Regions from separate parts of the Homo sapiens genome. Here regions 2 and 3 are each linked to region 1. The links are chromatin contacts, found by Hi-C or POLR2A ChIA-PET in ENCODE. All regions are on one chromosome and are shown on one strand. The core of a region is the stretch at or near the end of the contact, and the rest is flanking DNA. Distances in the headings are between cores, read along the strand shown. Region 1 overlaps TMCO1 (transmembrane and coiled-coil domains 1). Region 2 overlaps UCK2 (uridine-cytidine kinase 2). Region 3 has its middle 16 kb from the start of LRRC52-AS1.

The links. Hi-C counts contacts between places; a loop is a spot of excess contacts on that map. ChIA-PET counts read pairs that join two places held with the same protein, here RNA polymerase II (POLR2A). Pooled maps may share reads with other maps.
Region 2: a map of kidney shows a loop between it and region 1 (3-fold over the local background). The contact joins two enhancer-like sites. A Hi-C loop is called at or near these places in 10 of 168 maps with a recorded cell type or tissue (GM13976, HAP-1, HL-60/S4 and 7 more) and 3 of 50 pooled maps. POLR2A ChIA-PET finds 5 or more read pairs at or near these places in 7 of 52 experiments (A673, H1, IMR-90 and 3 more).
Region 3: a map of gastrocnemius medialis shows a loop between it and region 1 (11-fold over the local background). The contact joins two enhancer-like sites. A Hi-C loop is called at or near these places in 1 of 168 maps with a recorded cell type or tissue (gastrocnemius medialis) and 2 of 50 pooled maps. POLR2A ChIA-PET finds 5 or more read pairs at or near these places in 3 of 52 experiments (A549, CD4-positive, alpha-beta memory T cell and CD8-positive, alpha-beta memory T cell).

Annotation. Positions count from the first base shown.
Region 1 is chr1:165,736,241-165,741,076 of GRCh38, reverse strand. All of the region lies in intron 6 of TMCO1 (transmembrane and coiled-coil domains 1), which reads left to right. Among named protein-coding and RNA genes, the nearest start is that of TMCO1, 30 kb to the left of the region's middle. Within about 2 kb of position 2,101, at least 3 of the 41 ENCODE cell types and tissues checked have a DNase peak (open chromatin) inside an H3K27ac peak, as active enhancers do.
Region 2 is chr1:165,908,311-165,913,146 of GRCh38, reverse strand. It overlaps UCK2 (uridine-cytidine kinase 2), which reads right to left. Exons shown (of 7, transcript NM_012474.5): 7 at 1,529-4,836. Among named protein-coding and RNA genes, the nearest start is that of MIR3658, 2.8 kb to the right of the region's middle. RefSeq lists a silencer at 941-1,235. Within about 2 kb of position 1,931, at least 3 of the 41 ENCODE cell types and tissues checked have a DNase peak (open chromatin) inside an H3K27ac peak, as active enhancers do.
Region 3 is chr1:165,595,406-165,600,241 of GRCh38, reverse strand. It overlaps the pseudogene TRK-CTT13-1. Among named protein-coding and RNA genes, the nearest start is that of LRRC52-AS1, 16 kb to the right of the region's middle. RefSeq lists a silencer at 3,852-4,059. Within about 2 kb of position 2,166, at least 30 of the 41 ENCODE cell types and tissues checked have a DNase peak (open chromatin) inside an H3K27ac peak, as active enhancers do.

The DNA of each region.
Region 1 (4,836 bases), core at 852-3,351:
GTTGAATAGCTAAATGATTATGTCCACCAATAAGTTGTACTCTTGCTTAGCTGAGGTATATACTTAAATTTTTGAAATGGTCTCTGTAATAGAGCTGCCCTAGCCCATTTTCTGTTGCTGTAACAGTATACCACAGCCTGGCTAATTTATAAAGACAATTTAGCTCACAGTTCTGCAGGAAGGCCAAGAGCATGGTGCTGGCATCTACTGAGGGCCTTCCTGCTACATCATAAGATGGTGGAGGACATCACATGGTGAGAAGGCAAGAGCGAGAACCAGAGAGAACTCACTTTTATAGCAAAGCCACTCGTGATAAGGAACCCACTCCAGTGATAATGACATTAATCTATTCATGAGGGCAGAGGGATTACATTTCCACCACATGAACTTTTCGGGGACACATTCAAACCATAGCAGGAGTTTATTGTGAAAGCTAAGGTAATGACAACACAGATCTCTTTTGGTTTAGCACAGATCCTTTGATCTCTGTGGAATATTGGTCTTTAATTTGTTAAGTCTGAAATTTTAAAATTGTGGCTTGGGTTGACATCTTAATAAAACACAATATGATGGGCCAGGCGCGGTGGCTCACGCCTGTAATCCCAGCACTTTGGGAGGTCGAGGCGGGCGGATCATGAGGTCAGGAGATCGAGACCATCCTGGCTAACACAGTGAAACTCCATCTCTACTAAAAAAAATACAAAGAAAATTAGCTGGGCGTGGTGGTGGTCACCCGTAGTCCCAGCTACTCGGGCGACTGAGGCAGGAGAATGGTGTGAACCTGGAGGCGGAGATTGCAGGGAGCCAAGATCACGCCACTGCACTCCAGCCTGGGCAACAGAGCAAGACTCTGTCTCAAAAAAATAAATAAATAAGTAAAACATAAAAACACACGATGTATATATTTCACTTTAAGCAACAAAGAGCAATTCTGAGTTTGTTGTTGTTGTTGTTGTTATTATTTTGAGACAGAATCTCACTCCATCACCCAGGCTGGAGTGCAATAGCTCGATCTCGGCTCACTGCAACCTCCGCCTCCCTGGTTCAAGTGATTCTCCTGCCTCAGCCTCCCAAGAAGCTGGGATTATAGGCACCCACCACCATGCCTGGCTAACCCTTTATATTTTTAGTAGAGACAGGGTTTCGCCATGTTGGCCAGGCTGGTCTCGAATTCCTGACCTCAGGTGATCCACCCACCTGGGCCTCCCAAATTTCTGGGATTACAGGCGTGAGCCACTGTGCCCGGCCCCATTCTGTTTTAATTTCAGGCAGATTTTGTTACTTTACTTGTGATGGATCAATAGTAATCTTAGATGCACCAAAAAGTCACCATCTAAAACTGTAGAGTTTTCAAAATGAAATAAATGTTGTTAAGAATTATCATTTAGAGCCAGGCACAGTGGCTCACACCTGTAATCCCAGCACTTTGGGAGGCCAAGGCGAGCAGGTAGCTTGAGCCCAGGAGTTCAAGACCAGCCTGGGAAACATGGTGAGACCCCATCTCTACAAAAAATGCAAAAATTTAACTGGGTATAGTGGTGCATGCCTCTACTCCCAGCTACTTGGGAGTCTGAGGTGGGAAGATTGCTTGAGCCCGGGAGGTGGAGGTTGCAGTGAGCCGAGATTGCATCACTGCACTCCAGCCTGGGCAACAGAGCCAGACCCTGTCTCAAAAAAAAATTATTTAGGAAGTTCAACTCAAGCTGGTCTTTACACTCCTTTTAATTATTTCTAAAAATGTGATGAGTTGTGTGTCAGTTATTTTATCAGGAATGCAAAGCTCATTTTCAGTGCGGATCGGCAAACTGTTTCTGTAAAGGTCTAGATAGCAAATATTTTAGGCTTTGTGGAGAACTGAAGTGTACGGTATATGCTATTAAGTTAAAATAAGAAAATCTGCAGATCCTAGACTGGTACAGCCTACTGAAACATGCTTGCTGAATACAAAAAAGAGGGGGAGGTGGGCAGCAAAAAACACAAAAAATTTTCATATGTTTGTTTTCAGTTAAGGAGGATATATACTAACACTTTTTATTTCCACTTGTCCAGGTGTATGCAAATTCAGTGTCTAGTGAGGGCCTGTTTCCTGCCTGGTTCATAGAGAGTGCCTTCTCTCTGCATGACACGCATGAGAAAAAAAGTCTATAAGGACTATAGTATTGCATAGCTAATGTAAAACTGTTGTATTTGAAGGATCTGTTCTTTTGGTATATAGTTGTCTTCCCCAAGATCCCAGCTGAATTCTAACTACTTATTGCAGCATCCTCAGTGATAGTCATCTTGCAGATAATTTTATTACTTAAATTCTAAAAACAAAAATAGTCTGAAATACTTAAAGCTTGGAAAAATCACAGAAGTCACCTACCTTTATACTTTTTGTTTTATTAATTATAAATTGTTTCTCTACCTATTACTCACTGTTAGCTTATGCACAAGAGAATTATGAACATATTAATATATCCAGTCTGAAATGCCTTAACAGCATTTGAAGTGTTATCATGGAATATATGCTTCTTCCTTTGAACTAAAATCCTTATTAGCCTGCTATTTCCACATGTTTTATTTGCTTTTTAAGATCTTAGGTTACATGTTGTTGTTTTATTTGCTTTTTAAGATCTTAGGTTACATAAGAATTGACTCTATGGTTGCCTGCGAAATGAATAGTCAGAATATGAGGATTTCAGAAACTCAAATTGTAGACTGTACCGTGATTTTCCCATGAATGCCATTGGCAAAGAAATAGGCCTGGTTTTTCGGTTGTTTTGTTGTTGTTTGTTTGTTTTGGAGACAGAGTCTCGTTCTGTTGCTCCGGCTAGAGTGCAGTGACGCAATCACAGCTCACTGCAACCTTCACCTCCCAGGTTCAAGCAATTCTCCCATCTCAGTTTCCTGAGTAGCTGGGATTACAGGTGCATGCCACCACACCCAGCTAATTTTTGTATTTTTAGTAGAGACAGGGTTTCACCATGTCGGCCAGGCTTGTCTCAAACTCCTGGCCTTAAGTGATCTGCCTGCTGTGGCCTCCCAAAGTGCTGAACGCCTGGCAGCTTTCCAATCTTAAGTGTTCTTGGCATAGGAAACATGGAGGCATGAACGTTTGTAATGGATATAGGGACTACTGAATCTAGAGCTGTTGGTGGGCTGTAACAGGAAGTGAAGCTTGTCACTGAGAAGGATTGCCTGAATCTTCACCTCATGGTATAGCATTAAGGAATTTCATTTTTCTTTCTTGTGCTTCTTATAGTGCAAGTCTGCTGGTGACAAATTCTCTTAATCTTCATTTATCTGAAAATATCTTTATTTTATCTTCATTCTTGAAGGATATTTTCATTGGACATAGAATTCTGGTTTGGCTTTTTTGTTCGTTTTAACCTTTAAGCATTTTAAATGCCTTTCCACTGTTTTCTGGCCTCCATTGTTTCTGAAAAGTTCTTCATGTCTTTGTGTCCTCGTAAGTAATGTCACTTTTCTCTAGCTACTTTCAGATTTTCTCTTTGAGATTGGTTCTCAGAAATTTGACTGTGATGTGCCTAGAGTATTTTTATTTAAAGTTTTTCCTGCTAGGACTTATGGTTTTCATTAAATGTAGGGAAATTTCAATCATTATTTCTTTAACTGTTTTCTGCCTCATTCTCTCTCTCTTCTTCTTCTGGAACACCAGTTGCTTATATATTAGTCATTTTGGGTATTGTCCAACAGGACACTGAAGCTATGTTGAATTTTTTTAAATCTTTTTTTTTTTCTGTTCTTCAGATGGGATAATTTCTGTTGATCTGTCTTCAAGTTCACAGACTCCTCTAATCTGTGTTAACCCTAAGCCTACCCAATGATTTTTGAATTTTAGGTAATATTTTTCAGTTTCAGAATTTTTGCTTTATTTGGCATCCTTCCTGAGATTTCTTGTTTGTTAATATATTATGAGCCATATTTTATGTCCATAATTATTTAGCTGCTTTAAAAACCTTGTCTGCTGGGCTGGTGTGGTGGCTCATGCCTGTTCAGCATTTAGGAAGCTGAGGCAGGAGTTCAAGACCAAGAGCCCAAGAGTTCAAGACCAGCCTGGATAACAGAGCAAAATCTCATCTCTACAAAAAATACAAAAATTAGCTGGGCACAGTGGCATGTACCTGTAATCCCAGCTGCTGGGTTATGGGGACTTAAGTGGGAGGATTGCTTTAGCCCTGGAGATCGGGTTTGTGGTAAGCTGTGATCGCGCCTTTGCATTCATGCCTGGGCGGCAGAGCAAGACTCTGTCTCAAAAACAAAACAAAAAAACCTTGTGTGCTAATTCCAACATTTGGAATTTGGACTCCATTCCCTGTTCTCTTTTTTTTGTTTTTTGTTTTTTTTTTTTTTGAGATGGAGTCTTGCTCTTATTGCCCAAGCTGTAGTGCAGTGGCATGATCTCGGTTCACTGCAACCTCCATCTCCCAGTTCAAGTGATTCTCCTGTCTCAGCCTCCTGAGTAGCTGAGATTACAGGCACCCGCTACCATGCCCGGCTAATTTTGTATTTTTAGGAGAGAGCGGGTTTCACCATGTTGGTCAGGCTGGCTAGTCTCAAACACCTGACCTCGGGTGATCCACCTGCCTCGGCCTCCCAAAGTGTTGGGATTACAGGCGTGAGCCCCCGCGCCCGGCCTGTTCTCTTAAGTAACAGTATATTTTCCAGTTTCTTGATATATCTAGTAATTTTGGATCATATCCTGGATAATGTAAACGATAGGTTGAAGATATTCTGGATTCTTTTATTCTTTGGAAGAAGTGTTGATATTTTTGTATAGGCAGGCAGTTAACCTGGCATTTGTCTTAGTCCATTAGGGCTACTATAACAAAA
Region 2 (4,836 bases), core at 682-3,181, 170 kb before region 1:
CTCCACCCCTTATTTAAAACCTTTCAGCAGGTCCTAACAAGTTTCTTTTAATCTGCCCCAATTAGGGTTTGATTAAAGCAGCACTAGTCAAACAGGCGTCTCCTCCTAGCTGTGGAGCTGGAGGATGGCTCAGAGGATGTTGTGACACAAGGGTGGGGAGACAAAAATAAAAAATCAACTCTGGGGCATTACTGGCCTGTACCACGGTCCCCTCTAACTACAACAAAGGTGCAGAAACACACTGTGAGAACCAACTGGCATCCCAAGCAAAGCATCAAAGTCCAGAGGTGGTCGGCTTGGGACAGGTGAGACTGCGAGCAGTGCAGAGGGAAACTGAACCACAGCTAAGCACCGGCTTGCACGACCACTGCCTGTGTGACACCAGGCAAGCCACTCACTGTGACACACAATGTCTTCACCTGCCAGAAGTTGACAATGCTTACATTAGCTCTTGCAGGGGCACCTGCGTGTTGTTTAAAATAGCCACCTTTTGAGGGCAGATCCTGTTAAAAACCTGCTAAATTCACAGATGGGGTTGCACCTGTCAGAGTGGAGTGAGTGGCTAGAAAGAAAATGGCTCTGCTCATCAATGACAGTCATTGGGTGCCTGGTAGGCAGTGGTAGAAGAGTTGAATGAGAAGCTAAGAAAGGTGGCAAGCTGATAGGGGATAGGGCACCACAAACAACAGAGAAGCCGTATTTTTTTCCTTTTTTTTTTTGAGACAGTCTTGCTCTGTTGCAGTGGTGTGCAGCGGTGTGATCTCAGCTCACTGCAATTTCTGCCTCCTGCGTTCAAGTGATTCTCGTGCTTCAGCTTCCCGAGTAGCTAGGATTACAGGCATGTGCCACCACACCTAGCTAATTTTTGTTTAGTAGAGATGGGGTTTCACCCTCTTGCCCAGGCTGGTCTCAAACTCCTGGCCTCAAGCAGTCCTCCTGCCCTGGCCTCTCAAAGTGCTGGGATTATAGGCATGAGCCACCACACCCTGACAAAAGCCAATCATCTATCTTTGGTGGGTAGCCTAGGTCTTTGAAAAACAGGGATAGACACACACATACATCCATTCACTGCGTGTGGACAACATGGAACTGTTTGTGTTGTTATAATGTAAACTTTCCTCATCTTCCACCCATCTCCCTCAAAAAAGTTTACTTTAAAAGGGTTTGTTTGAGCAAGGAAGGGGCTGGGTCACCAGCCTAAGGAAGGCAATGGGGCAGAGGCCAGGTAAACTGGATGGAATCAGGGGAACATAGCGCCAGGTTGTCCTAAGAACCAAAGGCTCCCAGAAACCCTGGCCCGGGCTTCCCACTTGACAAGAACTGCAAGTCCACTAACCTGAACCAGTATCTGAGCCCAGGTGAGGCCTGGGGTCTGCCCCACATACACCCCAGGATCATGAGGCTTCGTGACAGCAGGCCCAGTGACATCTACACCACACATGCACAGCATGGCCCTTCCTGAGCCACTTGGGCCACACAGCCAGGATTCGGTCGCTGCTCTGGGCCAAGCATCACACAGAAGGCGAGAGCCTTTTTGTCTGTCTTTATTTACAGCAAAGTACATAATATGTGGTCACTTTGTAACCACTAACAATAAAGGTAGGGTGGTAAAAAGAAAAGGGAGAGGAGCAAGCATCTTAAAAGGGGGGAAAAAAAAGCCTAAGTCTGTATTTAGCTACTCACCCTGCTCCTGAGGCAGGACTGGGTAGGCACTCCCTGCCTCTAAGACCACAGCCAAGCTGACCTGGAATGCCAGTCCCCGGTATGAGGAAGGCAGCAGAACGCCCAGAGACAAAAGATTAAAGGGGACTGAGCTCTGGATGCATCCACTTATGCTTTGCCAGACAGTTCCCTTCCTTGTTTTGTTTGAATGCTTCCCCCACCCCGCCCTGAGCAAAGTGTAAAGGGCAACGGTGGTACAGAAGTACAGGCAGTCCCTTCCAGAAGCAGTCCTGAACCGCATAACCCACCTACCTAGCTGCTCCTCAGCCTGCCGAGTTCTTGGCCCTGGAATCTTTAACAGGCACATAGGAGATTCCAGGGCAGGGGAAAATATTTCCCTGCAAGAGGCTACTTCCCTCCAACAGCTGTGAGGGCCAGTGCAGGTCAAGGTTGCTAAATCAAGGAAAGTGCACAAGGGCAAGAGAGGTCATATACAAACCAACCAGGCTTCCGGCCCTCCTGCTGCCCGACTGCTCCGAGGTGTACACAAGCCTCCAGCCCGACCCAGCGGCCTAATGAAACTCTGGCAACCTATCCTGGGCGTGGCCACAAGTATCCAGCTCCAAGCCCAAGTGAGGCGGGGAGTCAACTTCCCCATGATTGCCAAGTGGCCAAGACCAGAAGCAGGGATGATTAGGCTAGTTCTGCGGCAAGGTGAACTGGAGACCCTGTCTCTGCCCTCCTTCCCTGGCCTGTCCCACAGACATCCCGTTGTTTAACCCACTGCCTTTGCAAGGACCTGCTCTGTCCACTCCAAATCAAAGGATACTTGCATCCTTCTTACACAGACTCCCATCTCTCTGCTCATAGTGGTCCCAGGCTGCCCGAGAAAAAGAAACTTGGGTCAGTAGAAGGCTCATTAGTGTGAAGGAGTGAGAGGCCAGGCCTTCCTGTGACATAATGCTTCTATGCTTGTTTCCTAAACACTTGGTCCACACACAATACCTGGGCAGGAAGAGAGAACCAAGCACCACTGGATGGCTCTGGAGCCAGGGGACTTCTATGCACATACAACCAACATCACCCCACTCTGCTCATCTGTGCCTCCACCCTGAACAGCAGAGTACCTAGATGGCAAATGTCATGGTTTCTGGTCCACTAATTCTACTCCTGACTCTCCATGGAATCAGAGACCCAGAGGCTCTTAAAAAACTAAGACCATTGTTTGTTCCATAGAAAGCTCAAGTTCAGATACAGAGTTGGCCAAATGCTGGGCTGCCACGGAGGGGTAGAGCCTTCCATCCCTTCCTTGTTCCAGAAACAGTGTGTCACAGACCCCAGCAGACACTGTTCATTGTCCCCAGCCAAGCCACCAAGAATTGGTGATCATTTGACAAGGGGCAGGGCAGCCCTTATAGCTGTTTCCAAGCTAGGAGTGGGCTATTCAGAGATATTGGAGGCTTGGTCCCAACACCACAGGTAGATGAGGAAGCAGCTAGGTAAAGGCTCAGAGATGAGAGGAGTCCATCTTCCAAGGCAGTGGGATAAACAGCCAAGGCACTAAATGGTTTGGCACCTGGGAGCTTCAAGTAAAGTTGAGCATGCTGCCCACTGAAAAGCCAAGGCTCTCCCAGACACGGGTGGGCTTCACCTGAGCACAGCCCAGTGCCATCAAGGCCAGGGGCCCTGTGTCCTCAGGATACTAACCCAGGCCTGCATTCCCTGCTTCATCTCAGAACTGATCAAGGCATGACTACAAGGATAATGATTGATCCTGAACTGATCTTGGTGAGCACCGGCTTTCAAAGGAGGCATCTTGGGAGCCTTCCCTTGCTCCAAGTAGGCGGCTGCTGTGACTGGGAGCTCCCTTCAGAGCCTGCACGGTCTCCTGAAAGTCTCCGGGTGGCAAGCTCTGCTGGGGACCAGGTTTGACTTTTTAAAATAGCAAAACAGATTTAGAGTCAAACTGAGCCCAGAAACGGGGAATCAGACTGGATGGTGCTGAGTCTGGGGGAAAATCTGGTGTGACCAGGTAATAATGGAGACCAATTTACCTGAATGGCTCGAACAGGCTCTGAGAGCAATGGGAAGAAAAGGTTCTCCAAAATGTTTCTGGCAATGGCAGCCACAGTGGGATAGCTAAGGGCACAGTCCACCAAGCACTAGGGTGGTCAACAATGAAATGAACATCTCTGGCTCTTCTGCAGTCAGAAACTGAGGCTCGGGACTCTATAATCAGAACTCCTTCAGGCTCACTTGGGCTCCCCTCCACCCAGAATGTCAGGAATCTGTACTTCCAGAGAAAACACTACCACCAAGCAGCAGCTCTCAGGAAAGCTAGAAATCTCCACCCCAAATATTTCAACCTCAGGCTCCAACTTAGGTACCTATGATTTAAATACTCTCCTTTTAAATACTTTGTAAAAACTGCTTTTCCGAGCCCCTTTTATGCTCTGCAGTTGCCATATCCACTAGGTGGTATTGCAAATAAGTAAAGCATCCTGGCCATGACGCTGCTAGTGAGAATCCCTGACCAAAGTTACTCTCCTCACCTCACTGCAAACCTCCAGGAAGCGGAAACTACTACCCCTCCACAGACAGAGCTCCCCTGCCACTCCATGAGGCGCTGCTGCCGGCATCAGTTACCGAAGCCCTCACCCACACCCAGCCTGCAATGGTCCACTCTATATTCCACAATACAGGAAAAAGCCCAAGGAGTCAGATCAGTTACGCCCCTGGGATGCAGAAAGAACCAGTGATTCTTCAGATATGACAGCAGGCAAAGTTCTGCCCTCTCCTTCCCATCTTCTATCAGGAAGCGATCCCATAAAATCTCTTCCAGGGAAGGAAAGAGGCAGCTCTGGCTTCTTGGAGAGACAGAGAAGCAGGAGGGTGAGGAAGGAGTCACCAAGCTATCCAAGCAGCCAGAGGCGAGAAGGTGGGAGCAGGGCAGGAAGAAAATGCAGAAGACTTGTTCTCCTCAGTGGGCCTCTTCCCTGAGTTTGATTTTTGAGTTGAGATTTTACCTAATTTCAACTCAAAAAAAAAAAAGAAAAGAAAAAAAAAAAAGACAAGAGTATCTCTCATTGACATATCACTAAGCTCCAGCTCCAAGAGTGGCATGTGACAGAGGAGGCAATCAAGGTTTTCCAACCCCATTCCCATCAAGTTCCA
Region 3 (4,836 bases), core at 917-3,416, 140 kb after region 1:
GCCGGGCGTGGTGGCGGGCGCCTGTAGTCCCAGCTACTCGGGAGGGCGAGGCAGGAGAATGGCGTGAACCTGGGAGGCGGAGCTTGCAGTGAGCCGAGATTGCGCCACTGCATTCCAGCCTGGGCGACCAGCGAGACTCCGTCTCAAAAAAAAAAAAAAAAAAAGAAAAAGAAAATTAAAGAGAGTCAGCCTGCTGTTTCTAGTACCCCTTTCTCTGTTATACCATTTCAGAGCTCTACGGAGAACAAGACGCTAGACTCCTAATGAAGATAGATTCCAGCTAAGATTCAAAAATAAAACAAGAAAAACTCCCGAGGGACCTATGGGGAACTGACTGGGCAGAGCTGCTCAAAGATGTGAAAATTATAGTAACACTGGTTTTATAAGTCAGAGCCCAGATCATCAAAGCACAACGTAACATGGGTATATCTCCATAATGGAAAAGGAAGACCTTTCCTTTTATTAATAATGTTCCTGGAAAAGCAACTCTATATATAGGGAACTCAGAATTACAGCACCCTTTGTGTAGTCAGAAACAAGCTTGGAAGTGAAGTAAAAACAGTATAATAATGTGAGCAATGGGAAGCGACTTCAGCAGAATGGAGGCAAAGCCATTGTGAGAATAGGAGAGATTCAGCCAGGCACCTTCAAAAGAGAAGGGAAGGGGGTGACACAATGATTTGAAAAGTACAAAGATGTAATGTATGTAGGGCTTTAAAAATTAACATTGTTTTTCCTTTCAGAAAATAGACAAGGTCTGCACAGCTAAGAACAATTCCATGTTTTATGTGCATTTGATGAAAAAACAACTGAAGTAAATCTAAAATAATTCTGACGAAGAACTGACCACAGTCTATGACTCCTGAAGGTTTCTGAAGAATGTAGCATACATGCTCTGAGTGTTGATTGGATGCAGATTCTTTGCTGGTCATTCAGGCTTCCTTCTATCCTTTCTCTCCTGGGCCTATGAGTTAAATCAGCCATAAGACTGACAAACACGCAGCTTGGATTTTCAGGGACAGGACTAATTTAAACCAGCCACTTTCTCCACAAGTTCAATAGCTTTTTTTTCCATCTTGTATCCTGATAATGGACCAGAAAATACAGTCCTTTTATCCATGAAACAAAAGCTTGCAGAATTTTCATTTCCTTCTATTTTCACCTCCATTGGTTCAGCTGTTGTCTTTCTTCTTTCAAACTTTTCAATTATTTCTTTTTTCTTTCCTCTCTGTTATCTTTCATTATTCTCGTATTTTCCCCCTGAAACTCTAGTCCTTGCTAGGTCTCACTAGTGTGCAGAATGGGATTGGCAGAATACCAATCACCTCACCTCACCTTCCCTCCTCCCCTCTTCTCCTCTCCCTTGATTTCCCCTCCCCTCCCACTCCCTCCTTTCTTTCCTTCCTTCTGACGGTATTCTCTTCCCCAGAAGCAGCATTTTCTTCTTCCACTCAGAACCTTACTTCACCAACATGCCCACGCCTTCCCTGAACCTACAAAATTAGTGAGTTTCTCATGAGACCTGCTGCAACTGTCCCCACCCAGGGCTGTCATTACTATTATTGGGTTGTTTTGTTTTTCGATCTCAGGAGCAAACTCTGGAGTCGAGATCCAGTCACCTCCTTCAGCACACGACGGCAGGGTACCCGCAGGGTGTGATCTCAGACACGCAGGGGAGGGCTCCGTGGGCCCCTCGCATATCCCAGCACTCTCACTTCCTGGGATTTCTCTGAAACCATCCTTTTGGCCCCACAGGAACACTCGACTTAAAAGTCTCGGCTCCTCCCTTAACTGGAAAATTGAGCTTTAGTCACTAACATCCATTTCACACGCCAGGGGAAATACAGCCCCCTTCTCCGTCCTGTTTCTGCACCCTAACCCCGCCCTCCCAGGCAAGCTGACCACTCAGCTCGGGCGTGGCAGAGCCTGATTGGTGGATCACAGAAAGCGCGCTAGAGAGGGCGGAACTCATTGGGCAGACTCTCCGCGCTTGGGAAGTGCAGTCGCTCACGCAGGGACTTTGACTGCTGCTCTGGGCGGCCTGTTGCCACAGCAACCGTTGAAGCTCTGGGCTGCTGAGGTCGCCTGGCAGCGCGCTGAGCCCCACGCAGGTCCCGGGCGTGCCAGGGACACAAACCCCAGTTCCTTCAGAAAGCCTTCCAGATCGACGAGGAGAGATGGTATATCCCCGATGGCTCCGCCTCGGCTAGCCGGGGGAAGCCCTTTTATTCGTCATCCCCAAAGCATTCTTATTATTCACCCTTAAAGTAAAAATCCACTTGCTTTTGACCGGGGCACAAGAAATACTTTTATTTTATGAGTCAGTGTAATTGTTTAAAATAAGTAAGCTCTGAAAAGGTCGGCAATCAGCCTTTCTGTCACTTCCCTACTTTTGGCCTTTTATATGAAAAACAAAAACAAAAACAAAACAAAACAAAAACAAACAAAAAACCTTTCCTGATGTTTTTTTATATACTTGCTAGACATTTACATTTTGTTATTTGGGTGCTTACAGTGTGTTTCCGCCCACGTAGAGAGATTACACCACGAATCCCTTCCACCTTCTGAGGAAGTAGGTGCAGTTTACCTACTTTCCATTTTCAGATATGTTAAAAGAAGCAGAAAGAGTAAAGGAATATGTCGAAGTTACTCCCGGTGGGATTGGGGCTGGCCGTTGTAAGGGACATTCCCACCATCTCATTTCGAACCACCTTGGTTTACAGAGAAGAGACCTGGTTTTCTGTCAGAAGGTGGAGGGTACTGCTGGAGGAAGTGGGTAATAAGCAGACAAAAAGGGAAAGTGGGAGAATGTACCCGGCATTCTTGGGTATCCTCAGTGTAAAAATATTTTCCTTTCCCGAGTCGTTTTTATTTTATTTTTATGTATGCATGTATGTACACATTTTAGCAAATAGTCAAAAAGCATCTGGAACTAAGTAGATCAATAAGCTGGTTGGTGCCATTTTCTTTTCTTTTCTTTCTTTCTTTCTTTTTTTGAGACAAGGTCTCACTCTGTCACCCAGGCCGGAGTGCAGTGGCGCTCTCAGCTCACTGCAGCCTCCACCTCCTAGGCTCAAGTGATCCTCCCACCTCAGCCTCCCAAGTAGCTGGGACTACAGGCATGCGCCACCACACCTGGCTCATATTAGTATTTTTTTGTGGAGACGGGGTTTTGCCATGTTGGCCAGGCTGGTCTCGAATTCCTGAGTTCAAGTGATCTGCCCATCTCGGCCTCCCAAAATGCTGGGAAACACAGCGCCCAACGTAGGGCTCAAACCCATGACCCTGAGATTAAGAGTCTTATGCTCTACCAACTGATCTAGCTAGACACCCCGTTTTGGAATTTAAAAAGAAAAAGAAAAAAATATGACTGTTAAAGAATGTACTGGTTTTCTTATGTAACTTGGAAAGTGATTCCAAAGAGGAATTCCATGAACGTTCTGATCAGTGTGGCAGCGTCACTTGGAATTAGATATGTAGCTATAGGGAGTCCTTTGAAAGACAATGCTCATTTGGGTGTCTAAATTTCGATAATTAAAATTAGTCCATCTTTCCTTCTTTCTTTCTCTCTCTTTCTTCCATCTTTGTCTCATTTTCACACAAAGGATTTGGAGAAATGGCTTAATAGAGTCATTTCATTTAAAGCTACTTTGAAATATAAACAATAAACAAACATGAAGTGTATTACTATTATTTTAGGCATTGCCAAATTTATTACTGAAGTTCTTACTTCAGGTGAAACCCCATCTCTACCAAAAAATACAAAAATTAGCTGGGCGTGGTGGCACACGCCTGTTATCCCAGCTACCAGGGAGGCTGAGACATGAATCACTTGAATCCAGAAGGTGGAGGTTGCAGTGACCCGAGATTGTGCCTGCCACTGCACTCCAGCCTGGGCTACAGAGTGAGGCCCTGTCTCAAAAAAAAAAAAAAAAAAAAAAAATTCTTCTTAGTTATCACTGATTATATCCTGTGGTATTCAGATTAAAAGAGGCTATAGGTATGTCACTGAAAAAAATTATACATCTAAAAATAGAAAACATTGAACAAAATAATTTCCTGTTGACTTTGTAATTTGAGAAATATATTTTTTAAAAATTTTATTTCTGCAACCTTTTGTAGGGATTCCTAATACTCTCTTTAAATTTTTAGTGCCAATGTTGTTAATGAAATGTATAGCTTGAATTGCCAGAATTTGGGGGTTTTTGGGTCAAAAAGAGTCAAATATTTGCAGTTTCATATGATTCAACCTACTATGTGAGTAGGGAAATTTTTATTTAAAAATATTTTTGAGTTAATCCTTTTTTGATATGTGATTATCTAATGTATTGGTTTTATAAGTTAAGATTTTATACACTTACAGCAGGACCCACTTAGACTTTACCAGACTTTTCTGTTTTGCACATGTGTGGTATGATATCCTGACTAGAAATTCAGGAATTTAAGGGCAACCAGAAATCTTTCAGCACATGTCTTTCACAGCATTAACCACAATCTTCCCTGACAAGTTGGAGGTTACTGACTTTGAAACATAGCCAGCTGCTGGGAACTCAATGTGTATTCTTTCCATGACCCTTAGAAACTGGCTTGTTTCTTATTAATGATTTTTTTTGTTTTGTTTGAGGCATGTTATGGTCCATTTTTTTTTTTTAGTTAATTTCCAGATCTTCTGCCATTCTTCTGGTACAACTCATTTTCTTTGTGGTGGGTCTTAGCAAAAGATACCGTGTACAGAAAAGGGGCTTCTGGAAATTATCATGTTTCAGCAACAAAATTGTTTAAACATCTGACAATCATTTACAACCAAACATCTCTGGTCTCATCCATGGAAAATAT